Linked DNA regions of Homo sapiens: region 1 is linked to region 2. Evidence: read pairs that join two places in POLR2A ChIA-PET (ENCODE). Cell type or tissue: OCI-LY7. All regions are shown on one strand. Region 1 overlaps SYNE3 (spectrin repeat containing nuclear envelope family member 3). Region 2 overlaps SYNE3 (spectrin repeat containing nuclear envelope family member 3).

Region 1 (5,000 bases), 54 kb after region 2:
TCTCAACCCAACAGCCCATCATTTGGTGTTTGGAATTCCGGTGAGGAATAAACTCCCCCTGTGAAAGCTACTCAATCCAATTCAATAGCATTTGTTGAGATAATTTTTTTTTAATTTTATACTTGAAAGGTAGGTCTTAATATTCATTCCTGTTTTATAGATGAGAATACTGAAGCTGAGCAGTTTCATGGCCTGCCCAAGATTCCAGAGATAGTAGCTGGGAGGCGAGAATTCAAATCTAACACCATTTAGCCAGGTGTGGTGGTGCCTGCCTGCAATCCCAGCTACTCAGGAGGCTGAGGTAGAAGGAGTTTGAAGCCAGCCTGGGCAACAAAGTGAGACCCCTGACTCTTAAAAAAAAGAAAAAAAAAAGACCATTTGACTTCCACATCCAGATGTGCCTGGCGCGGTGCCACTAGGGCCTATAGGTTTCAAGCTCGGGTTCTCCAGATCACAAGCTCTAAATGAGAGTGCTATGGGTGTTAAATGCAGAGGCACAGAGCCTAGAGAAAGGAGCAATGATTCTTATGAAGATTCCAGGAGAGGCTCATAGAGGAAGGGATACCCTGGCTGGGATGTGAAGGATGAGCAGGGTCTGAATAAGATGAGAAGTGGGAAAGGGCATAACGAGTGGATGGACTGGCGAGACCAAAAGCTGGGAGATGGGGAAGTGCAAGGCCAAGTTCAGGCTGCAGGATGGGTTTGGCAATTGTTAACAAAGAGAGACGGGAGGAGGCCATACTGGAGAGCAGGCTGAGGGGACTGAACAGCACAGGATTCCAAAGGGTTGTGTGGGTTTTACTCTGTGGGCAATAGGGAGCCAGTGAGGGTTTGTGAGCAAGAGAGTGGCACAGCCTACTCAGTGACAGGACCCACAAGCAGTCAGGGCAGCATCTGCTCAATGGTGTGAAAACCACACTGGACCAAGCAGGGCCCTTGCAACAGGGCACCTTAAGTCACATGCTAGGAAATGCCTTGTAAGGTGCCGTTTAACCCTAAGGCATCCTATTTATTGTAAACCTGCTCTTCAAAAAAAAGGCCATGGGTGCTGGGCGCCGTGGCTCATGCCTGTAATCCCAGCACTTTGGGAGGCTGAGGTGTGTGGATCGCCTGAGGTCAGGCGTTCGAGCCAGCCTGGCCAGCATGGTGAAACCCCGTCTCTACTAAAAATACAAAAATCAGTTGGGCGTGGTGGCAGGCACCTGTAATCCCAGCTATTCAGGAAGCTGAGGCAGGAGAATCGCTTGAACCTGGGAGGCGGAGGTTGCAGTGAGCCGAGATCATGCCATTGCACTCCAGCCTGGGCAACAGAGCGAGACTCAGTCTCAAAAAAAAAAAGAAAGAAAAGAAAAGAAAGAAAAAAAAGGCCATGGGTTCAGATAGAAGGGTCTTTTCTCAAGAACTGATTAAGCTTGCCAATGTCTAATGAACTGTGAGAGCAGCCTCCATTCCTTCCAAGAGTGTCTGTGCCCAGTCTGTCCTTACAGTCCTTTTCCCAGCAAAATGCCCAGCCGGGCCCACCTTGGACAATGCTGTTTGACAGTTAAGGAGTCTCCTGCCTGCTGCTACCCTGTCTCCTGCTCTGGGTTCATCTGCGACCCTATGATTGTCCTGGTAGGTGTCAAGGTTATCACTGGGTCTTGATCTTAGGGTGCCAAAGGAGACTCCTGTTGGTTGGGTAAAATGTTATCAAATGCTACTCACAATGGCAATAGTTCCCATGGGTGAGGCCTGCTGTGTGCCAGGCACTGGGCAGACACCATGAAGGCCCCCATCAACCTTCAAATCAGGGGTCATCGTGCTGCCTGACAGATGGGGAAACTGAAGCTGGCTCTCCTGCCCACGTCAGACAGTGACTGAGGCACCAAGTCAGAAGCAAGGCCAGGCCTGCATGGCTCCAGCACCTGTGCCAGGCTGTAAAATGTCGGCAGAATGAGGAAGTGAATCAGGAAGGCAAGGGAGGAGGGTTCCTTTTTGACTCAGAACAGGATTTCCCATCTCACACCCAACTGACTGAGAGACAGACGGGGTGGAGGGTGAGCCCCAGTGGCTCATGCTGGACTGTCCCCCGTGAACAGTCCTAAGCCTGGGACAAGCCCGAGGGGCCAGTGAGGCTTGGGGTTATGGCAGCTGGGCCTGCGAAGCCTTCCCCAGTGGGCCTCTCAAGAGTATGGCTTGAAATGAATCAGGCAGAGCACCTTGACAGGGCAGCGGCTCCAAAACCCAGGTCTCTCCCACCTCTCATTCCACTCAGAGGGGCCGGGAGAAGATGAAGGCCATGCCCTAAAAGGACCCTAAGTGGATGGGCAGAGAGTCAGGTTGTGGTCGTCTTGTCTTCTGATCAAGAACTATACCAGACCCAATTTCTCTCCTTTCCAAAGCTTGGGAGATGCTTAATTCACTTAATGACAAATCCTTCAAAGCCTATGCCAGACACTGTGGTCAGTGTTGAAGATCACAGAGATGAACCAAACAGATAAGAGCATCCTGCCCTGACAAAGCTCAATGTCTCTTTCTTCTTCTGCAAAGTGAGTGTTGCATTTGGAGGATTCTCAACACTGTGGACTCCCTCCCCTGATCCCTCCACTCCAGTCTCTCTAACATGGCATTTCTTAACATGGGACCTTCTGGAATCCACCCATTTATGAATGTCCTGTGGGAAGCCCTAGCTAAATTCACATTCCAAAATGTGTCTGTGAGCTGGGGATTTTAACCAGCCTCCTCTGACATCATTCCTGGGATCGGGGGTGGGACCTGGATGGGCCACGAGGGCTCCATGAAATCTTAGGAAGCTTGTTCTCCTGGTGAGAACGTCTGGAATTCCCTCCTCCTCCCCTAAGACCCCCTATCTCACAGAAGATAAGAATATGTTTGCCACAAGCAATCCACAGTGTCCATCATTACATTCTCATTGTAAACAGCTCAGAATATTCTATGGAGTGAAGGTCACAAACTTTCTTGAACCACTTCCTTTTTCTTGGACAGTTATATTGCATTTATGTTTTCTCCAGGCAACTCAAATATTTGCAAAGTTATCATTTATGTAGCAAGTGAGCAAGCTGTGGAGTCTTCCAGCCATGAAGCAGCACTCCTGCCGGGCTCAACTATCCACTCTCGTACTCTTACACCCAAATGGTATTTTTCTGATCCGGAGCCATTGTTTTCTTAGGGCTCTGCACTTGCTCTTTAGCATCAGCTGCTGGCCCTCTTTTCAGGGCCATTTTAAACAAAGAAATAAAATTTGTGGTCACTTGGCCCGAGCTGGAAGATTAGGGCCAATTCAAATCTGGATGGTGTGAGGCTCCAGGGCTGGGCTGAGGGGGCCTGGCAGGGCTCACTCCTGGTGAGTCACTGCCCCAGCCCCTGTCCCCCCACACAGGGATTCACAAAGGCCTGCTTTTCCTGGGACACTTCCTAACAGCTGCTAAGGATTCAAACCTGACTTTGCTGCCAAATAAGCTATGTGGTCTTAGCCCAGTATATTTAACTCCTCTGACTTTGCCTTCTCATCTGTAATATGGGGATGGTATTAGCATAAACTTCTCACTGCAGATCTGAAGACTAGGTGAGTTCATATTGGTAAAGTGCTTAGAACAATGCTGGCACACAGTAGGTGCTATATAACAAATAAATAATAAATTTGCAAATGTGACAGTTTTCCCGAGGGGAGAAAAAAAAAGATGCAATATAACAGTCCAGCAAGGAAAGTTTGTGACATCCACCCACTCTACAGCATAATCTGGCCATTTACAACGAGAAATTAACACCCTAGAATAATGCACGGTCTGCAGAGAAAAAGAGCAGACTGCAAAGCGCTGCACTCTAGAGCGAGGGTTGGCAGACTGTTTCTGGAGACGGTCAGAGAGCAAGGCTTTTAGGCTTTACAAGCCATATGGTCTCCGTCACATCTCCTCAAATCTGTCATGGTAGCATGAAAATAGCCACAGATAGCATGTAAATAAATGAGCATGACTGCGTTCCAACAAAACTTTATTTACAAAAACAGGTGGCATTTGACCAGCAGGCCACAGTTTGTCAACCCCTCCTGTGCAAATCATTCAAAAACTGTCAAAAAAAGATGAAGAATGAAGCCGGATGCAGTGCCACGTGCCTGTAATCCCCACAATTAGAGAGCCTTAGTCAGAAAGACCTCTTGAGCCCAGAATCCAAGGCTGCAGTGAGCTGTGACAGGAGCGCCACTGCACTCCCCTCCAGCCTGGGTGACAGGACAAGATCCCAACTCTTAAAAAAAAAAAAAAGGAAAAAAGTAGCATCATAGAGCAGTGAAATCATGTGTACATTTCTAAGATTTCAATTTCCTTAAAGTGGTATTAACAATTTTTTTTAAAAAAATTAGAGGCTTTTAAAGTTACATTTTAATCACAATTAAAAGATTTTTGTTTGTTTGTTTGTTTTGTTTTTTTGAGATGGAGTCTTGCTCTGTCACCCAGGCTGGAGTGTAGTGGCATAATCTTGGCTCACTACAACCTCCACCTACCGGGTTCAAGCGATTCTCCTGCCTCAGCCTCCCAAGTAGCTGGGATTCCATTCATTTCACCAGAAATCTGGGATTATAGGCATGCACCACCATAGCCAGCTAATTTTTGCATTTTTAATAAAGACAGGGTTTCACCATGTTGGCCAGGCTGGTCTCGAACTCCTGACCTCAGGTGATCCGCCTGCCTCAGCCGCCCAAAGTGATGGGATTACAGGCGTGAGCCACCGCTCTGGGCCTACAAATTCAAAGATTTCATAGTTCCACTAGACTTTCAGAAAAAGTTAAGAGTATTAAGTCCAGCATTCAAGTTACATGAGACAGAAAAGGTACAGACTTTGAAGTATGTATAGAATAGGACTGCATCTGTCTTCTCCATCTACTAGCTGTGTGACTCAGGCAAGTGTATTCACCTGTCTGTTCCCCAGATTCCTCATTTGTAAAATGAGGATGACAATGGCACCCATAAGCATGCAAAGAGCCTGGCACTGAGTGAGCCTGGTGC
Region 2 (5,000 bases):
CTCGGCCTCTTGGGACTCGGCATCCCCCGGGCCCGCCTCTCCCCGGTGTGCCTCCAGCTTTTGCGTGGTCACAACGATCCACTGCCGCAGCTCCAGCAGCTGGTGGCTGAAGGTGCAGTGCTCCTGCACACTCTGCCGACACCTGTCCACAAGGTCCTGCAGCACAGCCCGGGGAGCCCAGGGCATCCTGAGTGCTGGCCGAGGGGGAGACCCCCGCACCACCCCCACCCTGCAGGGCTCTCACACCCGCTGGGGACCCCAGGGCTCCCCACCAAGTAGCACCACAAGAGGCTGGGCTGGCCCTTCCCTCCACACAGCACAAGGAATTTACCCTTGGAAGATCAAATCTGGTTTAAAGCCTATCTTACTTTTAGGAAAACGACCAAGTCTAGGTGAGGGTGGGGGAAATTGGATCTCCTGTCCACCACTGATCCAAGTGTAAATTGGCTCAACCACTTGTGGAAACCACGGGTCAGAATCTACCCAAATGGAACGTGGCTGTAGCTGATGGCCCAGCCATTCCACTCCCGGTGTATGTCCCAGAAATGGGAACATATCCTCACCCAAGGTCATACATGTGACAGCCCCAAGTTGGAAACTATCCAAGTGCCCATCAAGAGTAGAATGAATAAATACACGGTGGTATATTCACACAATGGAATGTTTTACAGCAGCAAGAATGAACAGTCTATAACCACATGCAATACAGCAGATGAATTTACAACCATCATCTGGAGAGCTAAAGGCCAGGCACAAAAGAAAACATTCTGTCCAATTCAATTTAAATGAAGGATAACATCAGGCAAGCCCAAGCTATGTTGCGGGAAGCATGAAGTCAGAGCCCCCCTTGAGGGTCGGGAATGGTGAGCTGGGCATGACCGCAGGCACAGAGGCTTTGGGAGGCTGGTAATATTCTGTGTTTTAGTTGGGTGCTGGTAACACAGATGCATTTAATTTTTAAAAAAAGTAATCGAGCTGCACACTCAGATATTCACGTTCAGTCTTTCTTTGTTCTTTTTCCTGAGTACTGTTTCCTGGGCCAATCTATTGTTCAGCTCTCTGTCACCAGGAAAGGTGGACACTGTCCCCAGAAGGGCAGCCATTCTCTATGCCTCTGGCCACCCAGCCTGAGACCCTTGGAGCTTTCTTTACATAGCCTGCCATGAACCAGTCAGACCCCAGGGCCTGCCGTTCCCATTCCAGCTGTGTTCCTTGAATAAGGTCATCATGACTCTCTGCAGGGCTACCATAGGCCCTGCCTTCTACATTCCACAGACACTGACTGAGATCGCTGGATACCAGGCCCATACCAGGGGCTGGGGAGACTGCTGCCTCTGTCCTCAGTGAGCCATCAATGAGGGCCTGAGAAGTTATCTAAAACTCCACTTCTCTGAGTTGTCCCTACCACTGTCCCCTCCTGGTCCCTGTGTGCCAACATTAGACCAGACGCCTCCAAGGGCTTCCCGTACATAGAGCTGTGATCTCCAACATCAGATACCTGCCCCCCAGGGGGACACAGAGACTGCCTCGCTGTGGGGAAGGACATATTAGATTAACAAGCACTGGGTACCAAAATAATAAAAGGGCAATTTCTCTTTAAAGAAGAATATAAACAATCAATAAGAATTGGAATATCATCATTTTGCAACACCGAGTGATGCTCAGTTAACGCTGCTTCTCGTAACGACTAATCTAGCCCATCATTTGGATGGAGGTATTAGGAGACTTTTGCTGCTTCTACGGGTTTCTATGGGCTCCTGAGGAGTGAGGACAGTGTGTCCTATTTCTCTACTGCCTCGACCTTGAAACTACTAACTGCTAGTTTATTGAATGTAATTAAATGAATTCAACCAGACATTAATCGTCACTTACACCAATGGGGCTCCACAGGTGATGCCTTATGTCCTGGAAACTGGTGGGGAGGGTTTGCAGTTGCTGCGATAGAGGTGGTGAGGGTGATACTAGGTGGAGTGAGAGGGATGGGTGCTCGCATTCCACCCTGGGGTGGATAGTCCACAAATGCAGAATTTGCCCACATCCCACACGATTTTCTCATGTCCTCCTAATATCTACAGCAGTAAAAAACCTGCTTGGCATGACCTGAGCTCAGACTGTCACTCCAATCAACACACAAACACAAGGAAGATTTTGCAGTTTTAACAAACATACTGACTTCTCTAGAGCTGCACCCTTTGTGTAAGTGGATGGAAGACTGCTCTTGGGTTTGATCAAAGTGCTATCAAGCGTTGTTCCCATTTCAGAAAACCACATCACTAGAGGCCGTGATGGTTGTGCCACCTGACACAGCATTTGCGGCTGTCACACAGGGAGGGCACGTTCTGACCACCTCCTTATGTCTTGAGTGTGGCCATCTGGGAGTACTTACATATTGGACAATATTGTATTATAATTACTTTCCTTTGATTTCTCTTTTCTATTTCCTGGGTGGGTATATTCCCTATGAATTTCAGGAGTGTAAAGAGGAGGTTAGGAATGTTTGGTATGAAATAGGGCGTGCAATGTCAGGTAGGAGGGAGAGCTCTCACTGCCTCACTGGGTTTTCTTGAGGTGTGAGCACCAGAGACCCTGCTTTATACTCCTCAGGGCTTGTTACAACGGCAGACCCAGGACTCCATCTGAATCAGTGTCACAGTGGGGCCTGGAGTCTGCATTTCCACTTGTCCTCAGGCCAGTTTTGAAGGAGCTTTGAGTTCCATCCCTACTGCTGGAAGGGGACTGAATCCTGGACAAACCCTAGAAAGAGCTGAGGTGGCCACTAGAGGGCACTGGCGATGAAGCTCTGTGGCCTCCAGGCCTTGTGCAGGCTGCAAGGGACCCGAGGCCGCCTGTGTTCTGGGCTGCCTAAGGATCTCAGCAGCCTGCTCTCTTCTTTTGCCGCTTGGCCCTAATCTCAATATGTAATTGTGCATTGGCTTGTTTGCTTGATGATTAATTGTCCATCTACCCAACTGGGGCGTAACTCCCAGGAGAGCAGGGGCCTGGGCTGTCATGCTCTGCTACCTCCATCCTTAGGGCCACCTAGAACACTGCCTGGCATATGGGAGGTGCTCAATAATTGTCTGTTGTATGAATGAGGAAGGGAAGAAAACAGGGAGAAAGAAAAAAGAGAGGTTAGAAGGAATGAAGGCAGGAAAGGGGAAGAAAGGCCCCAGGCGTGTTGGATGACAGGGGCCGGCTCTCTGTCAAAGCACAGGCCCTTCTGCCAGCCCCTTACCTCCAGAGACCTCTGCAGGGCCTGGAAGTCGGAGGAAAGCTGGTCCATTTTGTGCTGGTGGTTGGGGTTCTCCTGGACCAGAGGCCTTGCAGCCTCCATCTGTGCCCCCAAGTCCAGCCCCTCTTCCTGCAGCCCCTGCAGTAGAGAAGGGAACAGGTAGGCTAATCTTCCCACCTCTCCCTCCCTTGGGGTGGCCGATCAGGGCAGAGCCTCTGAGTGGGAGAGCCTGGGAGGGGTGAATTCCCCAAGGCGGTGGGGCTCTTTCATACCAGCGGAAGTACCAACCACATGGCTGGTCTGATGGGCCCACTCTCAGGGCTGGAGAGATTTTAAAAATCAGACAAAAATATTCTGGGACACCATGAAAATAAACTCTGCTACAAGACAGATGGCATCTCTGGGGACAAACTCACATTGGGACTCATACTTGATGACCACCTCTCATTATGAGGAAACACGTCCCAATTTTAGTTTTAAAACCCAAAATGCACTATTTTTTTTCTTTTTTTGGAGACAGAGTCTCACTCTGTCGCCCAGGCTGGAGCACAGTGGCACAATGTGGGCTCACTGCAACCTCTGCCTCCTGGGTTCAAGTGATTCTGGTGCCTCGGCCTCCCAAGTAGCTGGGGTTACAGATTCCCGCCACCACGCCTGGCTAAATTTTTTGCTTTTTTAAAAAAAATTTTTTATTTTAAGTAGAGACAGGGTTTCACCATGTTGCCCAGGCTGATCTCAAAATCCTAAAGTCAGGCAATCTGCTCACCTCCCAAAGTGCTGGGATTACAGGCGTGAGCCACCGCTCCCGGCCTAAAATGCACTATTTTTAATGTCTTCTAGAGAACACTCTCAATTTATGTATGAGCTGTGCTTGGGTTTTAAAGAGAGAACTATTGTATCACGCGCATTTTAAAAAACCATCAAGTTCCTTATCCAGCCAACAATGATCAACGGTCAGCCTACTTACAGTCCACGTTTCAGAACATTTATTCTTAATCCCAAAGTTGGTTTAACTGAACACCTCTGGACTCATTAAGAATACTTAGCAAAGCAATTCTAAAAACAAATACCAATGTTAGACTTTGGAACTGAGGAGTAAACAGAAAGACAGTTTGTCATTTTGCTGAGCTCAAGACTCAGTTGTTTGAGGTCAGGAACCATCAGATAAATAAGCAGAGGTTCTGTTGAGGTGAAAGGTCAGATCTCAACTAAGGGTCTAAATTTCTGGCTCACGGCAGCTGTTGCTTTGCTGGTTACTGCTAGAGGGAGACGCTGCTTCCAGGTGCAGCTGAGCACCTGGGCAGGAGTGATTCAGGCCTCACAGACCCCTCACCTGCAACCTTGAGAGCTGGGCCTGTTTTCCAGGAAGGTCCCGCTGAAGCCCCTTCTCGGCTTGGACCCTGACCTGGAGGTCCAAGAGCTTCCTCTGCAGGGGCTCAAAAGCTGCTCCAAAGTCTTTGTGCTGAGCGAGCAGGCTCTGCAGAGACACAGGACAGTGTGCACATTAAGAGCGTTCCTCATGAGCACCGTGTTGTGAGACCCGACCCGTTCAGCCAGGCTGCTCTTCGTCTCGGCCAGCTCATGCTCATTCAGGCGCCACCCCCTCCAGGAAGCCTTCCCTGAGCCCTGATGGAGTTGGGTGCCTCTCCTTAGGGTCACTACAGCGTCCTCACAGAACACTTTGGCCACATCCCTCCAGAACTGGGGCAAGCTACACCCCTCCACCCACCGACCAAATCCCACCAGAGGCCTGTTTTTGTAAATAAAG

The links. ChIA-PET counts read pairs that join two places held together with the same protein. Peaks named below come from ENCODE experiments on the same cell type or tissue, not always from the same donor. Only the 100,000 strongest peaks of a DNase experiment are listed, where the experiment ranks them.
Region 1: POLR2A ChIA-PET joins it to region 2 with 10 read pairs; 3 of 35 experiments call an interaction of 5 or more read pairs at or near these places.

The regions. Positions count from the first base shown.
Region 1 is chr14:95,493,785-95,498,784 of GRCh38, forward strand. The region is part of intron 1 of SYNE3 (spectrin repeat containing nuclear envelope family member 3); the gene reads right to left. Among named protein-coding and RNA genes, the nearest start is that of SYNE3-AS1, 20 kb to the right of the region's middle. RefSeq lists enhancers at 1,452-1,953, 1,842-1,941. In OCI-LY7, no CTCF peak of the experiment used is centred here; DNase peaks (open chromatin) are centred at 1,927 and 4,047; H3K4me3 peaks cover 1,337 bases; H3K27ac peaks cover 3,587 bases.
Region 2 is chr14:95,439,920-95,444,919 of GRCh38, forward strand. It overlaps SYNE3 (spectrin repeat containing nuclear envelope family member 3), which reads right to left. Exons shown (of 18, transcript NM_152592.6): 10 at 4,566-4,709; 11 at 3,236-3,370; 12 at 1-156. Among named protein-coding and RNA genes, the nearest start is that of SYNE3-AS1, 74 kb to the right of the region's middle. In OCI-LY7, CTCF peaks have their summits at 2,750 (motif pointing right) and 2,952; DNase peaks (open chromatin) are centred at 2,272 and 2,812; H3K27ac peaks cover 2,113 bases.